Linked DNA regions of Homo sapiens: region 2 is linked to region 1. The links are chromatin contacts, found by Hi-C in ENCODE. All regions are on one chromosome and are shown on one strand. The core of a region is the stretch at or near the end of the contact, and the rest is flanking DNA. Distances in the headings are between cores, read along the strand shown. Region 1 holds the start of HIF1AN (hypoxia inducible factor 1 subunit alpha inhibitor). Region 2 holds the start of TRIM8-DT (TRIM8 divergent transcript).

Region 1 (3,760 bases), core at 695-3,194:
GCCTGCACCTCCCAGGCTCAAACAATCCTCCTACCTCAGCCTCCCTAGTAGCTGGGACTACAGGCATGCATCAACGCACCGAGCTAATTTTTAAAATTTTTTGTAGAGATGAGGTCTTGCTATGTTGCCCAGGCTGATCTGGAACACCCAGGCTCAAGTAATCCTCCTGCCTCAGCCTTGAAAAGTCCTGGGATTACAGGCATGTGCCACCATGCCTGGCCTAATTTATTTTTAATTCCCAAGGTTATGAATTAATACATTCTTGTAAAAATTCAAACATTCAGCCTGAGCAACATGGCAAAACCCTTTCTCTACAGAAGGAAAAAAAATTAGTCCGGCATGGTGGTGTGTGCCTTTAGTCCCAGCTACTTGGGAGGCTATGGTAGGAGGATTGCTTGAGCTGGGGAGGTGGAGGTTGCAGTGAACCAAGATTGCATCACTGCACTCCAGCCTGGGTGACAGAGTGAGACCCTAGCTCAAAAAAAAAAAAAAAATTCAAACACTGCAGATAAAATGAAAGCCTTGATTGCCCCCTGCAGCCTCAAACACTTCCACAGAGGTAGCCCTATTATCGGTTTGGTGTAGCATGGTTACTATGTAGCATAATTACATAGTTAAGCCAGTGCATTCATTTCTATTACTGCATAACAAATTACTGTAAATTTAGCAGCCCAAAACACCAATTTATTTTCTCACATATTCCATGAGTCCAGGTACTGGTTGGCTGAGTCCTCAGCTCAGGGTCTTATCAGGCTGAAATCAAGGTGTTGGCTGGGTTAGCGATCTCATCTGAGGCTCCGTGTGTGTCCTTTCCCAAGTTCAGTGGTTGTTGCCAGAATTCAGTTACTTGCATTTGTAGGATTAAGGTGCCCACTTTCTTGTTGGCTGTCACCCAGGAGCCTTTCTCAGCTCCTAGAGTCCACCTGCCATTTCCTGCCATATGGCAGTTTGCTCCTTCAAGGTGAACAGGACAGCTGTGCTGTGGCTTCAAATCTCTTAGATTCTGTCTCTGACCTCTAGCCCTGATTTAAAGGGCTAGAGTGATAAGATGAAGCCCACCAGGATAAATCACCTCTTTTTGACTGCCTTAAAGTTAATTGATTAGGGACTTTAATTACATCCTTGTCATATAAGCTAACCTAATTACAGGAGTGATGCTCTATCATATTCACAGTCGTGTTTTCTTTTAAGGGGAGAAATGTATACAGGATGTGTACACCGTAGGGTACAAATCTTGGGATACATCTTAGAATTGGGCCTCTCACAGCCAGCCATAAGAACTGTCCAAGTAAGCAATAGAGGTATTAATATGGCCTTTTATAATCAGTATAGATTGTTTGAAAATGTGAGATGTCCATGGTTGGCCTCTAATAACATTCGATTCACGGCAAACATATATTCAAGTAGGAGACATGGTGATATAGGCAGAAAAATCAAATGATGCTAAACAAAAGAAAACTGTCTTTGATTTTGAAAGAATTCAACTTGCTGTATATCTTTTGCCTAAGCCTTCAGTCAGCCTTTGCTCTACATCTACCAATGTGATCACTGCTTTTCCTTCTGACTTCTTTAGGTGGGTCAAGAGTTTGCTTTTCTCCCCATTCATGAGTGTAAAGTTTAATGCCTAACTGAACTTGCTTCCTTCTTTGACTCTTGTGTAGACTCGGGCACATGGGGCAACTTTTTTTGTGTTTTGCTCTACCAGGTCGTCCCTATTCCGTGGGACTAGTGTCTAGCCCCATTTCTTCAGCAGTGGAGCCTAGGATGTAGAGCTGCATACTACCATTAGGAGGCGCACCCTCAGGCCTCGGCTCCGCGTTCTTTATGTCTCTGGACCGCTCTCTCTCGCAGCTCATCTCTATGGTTTCCGTTGGGTGTGTGGTTTTTTTGTTTTTTTTTTTTTGGGGTCCGGAATAGGCGGAGCTTCCGGTTCCGGTGGGGGCCGTCCCTGGCGGCGGAGATGGCGGCGACAGCGGCGGAGGCTGTGGCCTCTGGCTCTGGAGAGCCCCGGGAGGAGGCTGGAGCCCTCGGCCCCGCCTGGGATGAATCCCAGTTGCGCAGTTATAGCTTCCCGACTAGGCCCATTCCGCGTCTGAGTCAGAGCGACCCCCGGGCAGAGGAGCTTATTGAGAATGAGGTGGGGGGCGGGGCCGCGTCTAAAGGGAGAGGAGGAAGGTACCCGGTTGAGAGGTCAGAGGTGAATGGTGAAAGAGATGGGAGACTGGCAGGGCTCTAGACTAGGGCCTATGGGAAGATGGAGAGAAAGGCGAGGAGATACGGAACTTAGGGGTTCGTGCTGATTAACAGGAGAAATTATTCTGAAGTTGAGAAGTAGTTGGGATCATGGAGGCCAACCCACCGGCTCCTTGGCATTACTTCATTTGGTGTTTTTCACCTGTTGTTTTCATTTAGGAGCCTGTGGTGCTGACCGACACAAATCTTGTGTATCCTGCCCTGAAATGGGACCTTGAATACCTGCAAGAGAATATTGGCAATGGAGACTTCTCTGTGTACAGTGCCAGCACCCACAAGTTCTTGTACTATGATGAGAAGAAGATGGCCAATTTCCAGAACTTTAAGCCGAGGTCCAACAGGGAAGAAATGAAATTTCATGAGTTCGTTGAGAAACTGCAGGATATACAGCAGCGAGGAGGGGAAGAGAGGTAAATTCCGAAAGCTTAATTTTCTGTTGGATTTAGGACACTCATTTTTCTTTCCTATACTTGTTTGAAGGTGTGGCAGAATTGGGTCAATTAGAGATTGGCCTCTCCCATCTCTGGATTCCAGTTGAAGGAGTAGTCTGGTCTTCCAGCCTTTAAGGGGTTTGAGTTCTTAGTGGTTCTTGGTGCTACAGCCAGCTAGTTCTGTAGCTTGAGGGATGAGGGAATGATTAAACTTGAGCTATGAATCTCTGGGTTCCCATCTTCTTCCTCATAAAGAGTTAGTTGCCTAGAAGGGTCAGGCAGGTGAATGGAAGGAGTAATATCGTCTGTGTGAAATCAGTGATGAGGCTGAAGGCATAAGCCTTGTTCAAAGTGAGAAGCCAAGGCCGGCGGGGGTGGCTCATGCCTGTAATCCCAGCACTTTGGGAGGCCGAGGTGGGAGGATTGCTTGAGTCCAGGAGTTCAAGACCAGCCTGGGAAACGTGGTGAGAGCTAGTCTCTGCAAAATTAAAAACTAAAACAAAAAACCATGGTGAGAGGTCATTACTTGACTCTGCTTGCTTCAGTTTTGGAGTGCAGTTCTAGGGTTGGGAGATATTCCGATTTTCAAGAGAAGTTCAAAATCAGGATTTTTATTTAAAATCTTTTGACTTTAAATGGAGCAACTAAATCAGATTTAAAGAAAAAAAGTTGCAGGGGGCCAAACAAAAATGTTTGTCACTGGATTTAGCTCTGAAAATGCCTGTTTGTAGCCATTGTCCTTAAGTATTGTGATGACTGAGGATAGTTCAACCTGAAAAGTTGTATAGTTTGTTGTGATTCTGCAGTAAAGAAGGTTAGGATTCTCTAGCTTAGGGAAGATCAGATTAAATTTGTTTTTCCTATCACAACAGCAACACAAGACACACAAGACAGTGATTCTTCCTCTCTGCTTTTATTCCTGCTTATGAGGACAGCCTCTTATGTAGGTCCGAGACAGTATTCAGTCCCACACTATAACACTGCCTCTGGGGAATTGCTTTCGCTCAGTACTTCACGGTGAATTACCCTCTCGCATTTGGTGTCCAACCCTGGGTTTCTCTCTAGTCTCTTGCTTC
Region 2 (3,760 bases), core at 927-3,426, 2.1 Mb after region 1:
AACCCTGGAGGCGGAGGTTGGAGTGAGCCGAGATCACGCCATTGCACTCCAGCCCGAGCAACAAGAGTGAAACTTGTCTCAAAAAACAATAATTATAGTATATATAATATATGGTATATTATAGTATATATATGGTATAGTATATATGGTATATTATAGTATATAATATATGGTATAGTATATATATGGTATATTATAGTATATATAATATATGGTATGGTATATATAACATGGTATATTATAGCATATATAATATACACTATAAATACATATAATACATATAGTATATTTATACTATATACTTATCACCATATACTGTATATCCTATACTAGATATAATATGTACTATATATAATAGTATACTATACTTTTATAGTGTACTTATAATATATAGTATCTTATACTATACTTATATAGCACACTTATAATAAGCGTACTATTATATAATATATAATAGATATATAAGGAAGGCCCTGTGTGTTCTGGCCCCTACCTTTCTTCCTGGACACATGGCCTTCTTTCTGTCCTGGAACCTGCCTGTTCTATTGCTTTTGCATTTGTTTTTTCTTCCGACTGGATCGCTCCTCCCCCAGGTTTCACCTATCTGACTCTTTGTGTGCATTCAGGTCCCAGCTCAAATGTCACTTTTTCAGAAAGCCTTTGTGTGAGCCTGTTATTCTCTATCACGTAAATTGTCCTCCGTGTATTTACGTTAAATTTTTTGTACGTTTTTCTGGGAATTCTCAGGGCCTAGAAAAATATTTTGTTAAAGATTTATTGACTGACCATTGACCTTGGCAGATTTCTGCAGTTCTTTAAGCCATGGTTTCCTTATTAATAGAGGAATAAATGCCTATCTTGCTAGGTAGTTTAAAGTGCCAGGGATGAAGTTAAAAGTATTAAGGACATCGGGAAATCTCCCCACACTGAACCTTTGCATTTCCCTGCTCAGTTCCACCGGACTGCTGAGCAGACCGACAAACGCTCCTTTCCCTCTGGGTAAAAAGAGCCACGGGTCTTCACTTCAGGCCCAGGAAGAGGTGGTCCCACTACGCCGTGGCATCATCGCTTTTTTAACAAGCGCGGAAAACCCCCTCCCATCCCAATGTTTAATGTACCGAAGTTTGTGAGAGTCACGTGAGACTCTCGGGTCTGCCCCGCCTTAGGGAGGTGGAGCCTCAGCTTGTGGGCCAATAGCAGGAGCAGCCTCCGGAACAGCCCCAACGCGACAGGGAAAGGGGGAGGAGCCGGGCGCCCGGCCCTGTAACTGTACTTCCGGAAAGCACGCCCCGCCCCTTCCCCCCCACCGCGCCCGTTTCTTTCGCCAGTGCCGGGTGGGCCGAACCGGCGGGTGCCGATTAAAGGCGCCGCCTGCCGCTTTCTCCTCGCCCCCCAGCGCCGCAGCTCTCCGCCCCCTTCCCGAGTAGCGGGACCGGCCTTGATGTAGGGACACCACCCCCCGTCTCCTTCCGCCCCAGCCCGGGAGCTCGGCTCGCTGCAGCCCCTGGCCCTCCCGTTTCCCCACCCTGCCTGCCCCGCTCTGCTCCGAACCCATTGTATACGGCCGGCTGCGGACTCCCAGGCCGGGCCGTGGCGGGGGCCCCGGGACCCCCGAGTGCCCCTCCGGCTGGTCCCGCGGGCCGCGGCATCTCCGCCGCCGCCTTCCTCGCGGCGGCGGCGAGGGCGCCCTTTCCTCCCCGCGCGGGTGACGGGGACGCACCCCCACCCCGGGGCGCCCCTTCGCGGGGGGAGAGCCGGGCCCGAGCAAGTCGAGGCAGGAAAGGGCCGCCACGGACTGCCCGGCCCGCCGATCGTTTTTATTATCGAGATTATTATTAAAAGGGGGCGGGGACCCCAGGACGCGGGGGAGGGGCTGGATACGCAGGTATTTTTATTAAACAGATTATTCCTGAAATAATAATACGCGCAAGATGGCTGAAGGTGGCTGTGATGAGAGTGTTGGGGTTGGGATTTTTTTCTTCCTGTTTTTTCTTTTTTGATCTGAGGATAAAGCTCTGAGGCGACAGCGGCTGCGGAGACCCTGCCCGAAGCGCCCTCCCCTCCCTTGAGAAGCCGCGGGCAGACAGACGGACCTCGGACCGAGCAACGGGTGCGGGCCCGCCCCGGACGCGTCGCCTGGGCAGCAGCCGGGGACCGCGGGCTCTCGCCTTTCTGCCGACTTCTTCCAATTCTCATCTTCTTTTATTTTTTGGACAGGACCGGGGTGGGTGGAGCAGAGGTGGAGAGAAATCGGGACTTGGCATTTTCTCCCTCTCTCTCTCCTAATTTGTTGGAGGCCGCCAGCCCTCCCCTTGGAAAAAAAAAAATCCCACCAAAAAAAAAAAAAAAAGAATCAGGAGCGAGAGGACGCCGCGGGGCCCTCAGCGAGCGCGCCCAGACCCCGGCCGCCGCCGCGGAGCCCAAGATGGCTGGGCGCTGAGGGTGGCGGCTCGGCCTGGCCCCGCCGCCGCAGGCTGGCTCCGACCGCAGCCCCGAGCCTTCCAGGCCCCAGCAGAGGCCGAGAAGAAAAGAAAGTGGGGAGGAGGGGGCCGGGGGGGCGAAGGGGGAGGGCCGGGGGAGGGGAGGGGAGGGCCGGGAGCCGAGCCTCCTGTTCATTAGCAGTTGAGAAAAATTCCTTTCTAGTTTGATCAATCCTTGTTTTCCTCGGCAGAGCCCGGGCGCCCGCCCAGCGCGGAGACGGGCGCGCGGGGTCTCTCCGCGGCGGGGGCGCCGGGCCTCGGGGGAGCGCAGAAGTAGCCGCCCGGGGGTCAGGCCGGAGCGCCGCCGGGGCTTCTCCCTCCCTCCCTCGCCGGTTGCCTTTTTTTCCACTTCTCTCCCTCCCCCTTCCGTTTCTATTTGTGAAGGGAGGAGGAAGGCAGAGGCGGGCTGGTGTCTCTGGCCGGGGACTGGAATTTCATCTGAATGACTGCCCCTGCGCGCACGCAGCGCCCCGGAGTCGGCCCGCCCGCGCCCCGCAGCCCGCGCCCGGCCAGCCAGCCGGGGGACGCCTGCACCGTGGCCCGGGGACCGCCGGCCTGCCCCTCCCGCCCCGTCCGGATCTAGCAGCCCTCGGCGCGGCCGCCCTCGCCTCCTGGCCCCGCAGACCCCGGGCTCCGGCCCCTGCGAGGGAGGTGCGGCGCCGACGAGCCAGGCAGGAGCCGCCGCTGCCGCCGCCGCCGGAAGAAGTGTGCTGCTCCCAAGCTCCGTCTGCCGCGGGGCGCGCCCCAATGTCAGCCGCGGGGACGAGCGCAGGCCGCGGGCCGCCACTGCCCTAGCCGCGCCGACGGGGAGGCGGCCTCTTATATGGAATTTGGACCCCGGCGCTCCCCTCCAAGGCTGGAGTCCCGGCCGCGGCCCTGGCGCAGTCCGCCGCCTCCCGCTAGGCGCTCGGGAGGAGGAGGAGACGCAGCCCGCTGCGCGCGCGGCGTGAGGACCGCGGCTCCCTCCTCCGGGGGGCGGGCACGCGGAAGGCGCTGCTGACTGAGCGACCGTCGGGGCCGGCTGGGGCCGGAGCTCGGGGCTCGGTGGGCCTACAGCGGCTCCGGACGGACCCCCGGGGCTGGGGAGTCGGGGAGGCCTGCCCCGGCCCCCTGCCCGCGGCCGCCATGGCGGAGAATTGGAAGAACTGCTTCGAGGAGGAGCTCATCTGCCCTATCTGCCTGCACGTTTTCGTGGAGCCAGTGCAGCTGCCGTGCAAACACAACTTCTGCCGGGGCTGCATCGGCGAGGCGTGGGCCAAGGACAGCGGCCTCGTACGCTG

The links. A loop is a pair of places that touch in the nucleus more often than their neighbours do. Pooled maps may share reads with other maps.
Region 2: a pooled map shows a loop between it and region 1 (9-fold over the local background). The contact joins the promoter of TRIM8-DT here to the promoter of HIF1AN in region 1. A Hi-C loop is called at or near these places in 2 of 37 single-sample maps with no recorded cell type and 10 of 50 pooled maps.

Annotation. Positions count from the first base shown.
Region 1 is chr10:100,533,999-100,537,758 of GRCh38, forward strand. HIF1AN (hypoxia inducible factor 1 subunit alpha inhibitor) reads left to right here and starts at 1,945. Exons shown (of 8, transcript NM_017902.3): 1 at 1,945-2,137; 2 at 2,413-2,663. The coding sequence starts at 1,961. RefSeq lists enhancers at 1,705-1,794, 1,865-1,924.
Region 2 is chr10:102,641,013-102,644,772 of GRCh38, forward strand. It overlaps TRIM8-DT (TRIM8 divergent transcript), which reads right to left and starts at 2,177. Exons shown (of 1, transcript NR_186489.1): 1 at 1,780-2,177. TRIM8 (tripartite motif containing 8) reads left to right here and starts at 3,467. Exons shown (of 6, transcript NM_030912.3): 1 at 3,467-3,760. The coding sequence starts at 3,606. RefSeq lists silencers at 440-734, 1,167-1,796, 2,127-2,186, 2,457-2,556, 2,637-3,616 and enhancers at 2,105-2,859, 2,860-3,615, 3,717-3,760.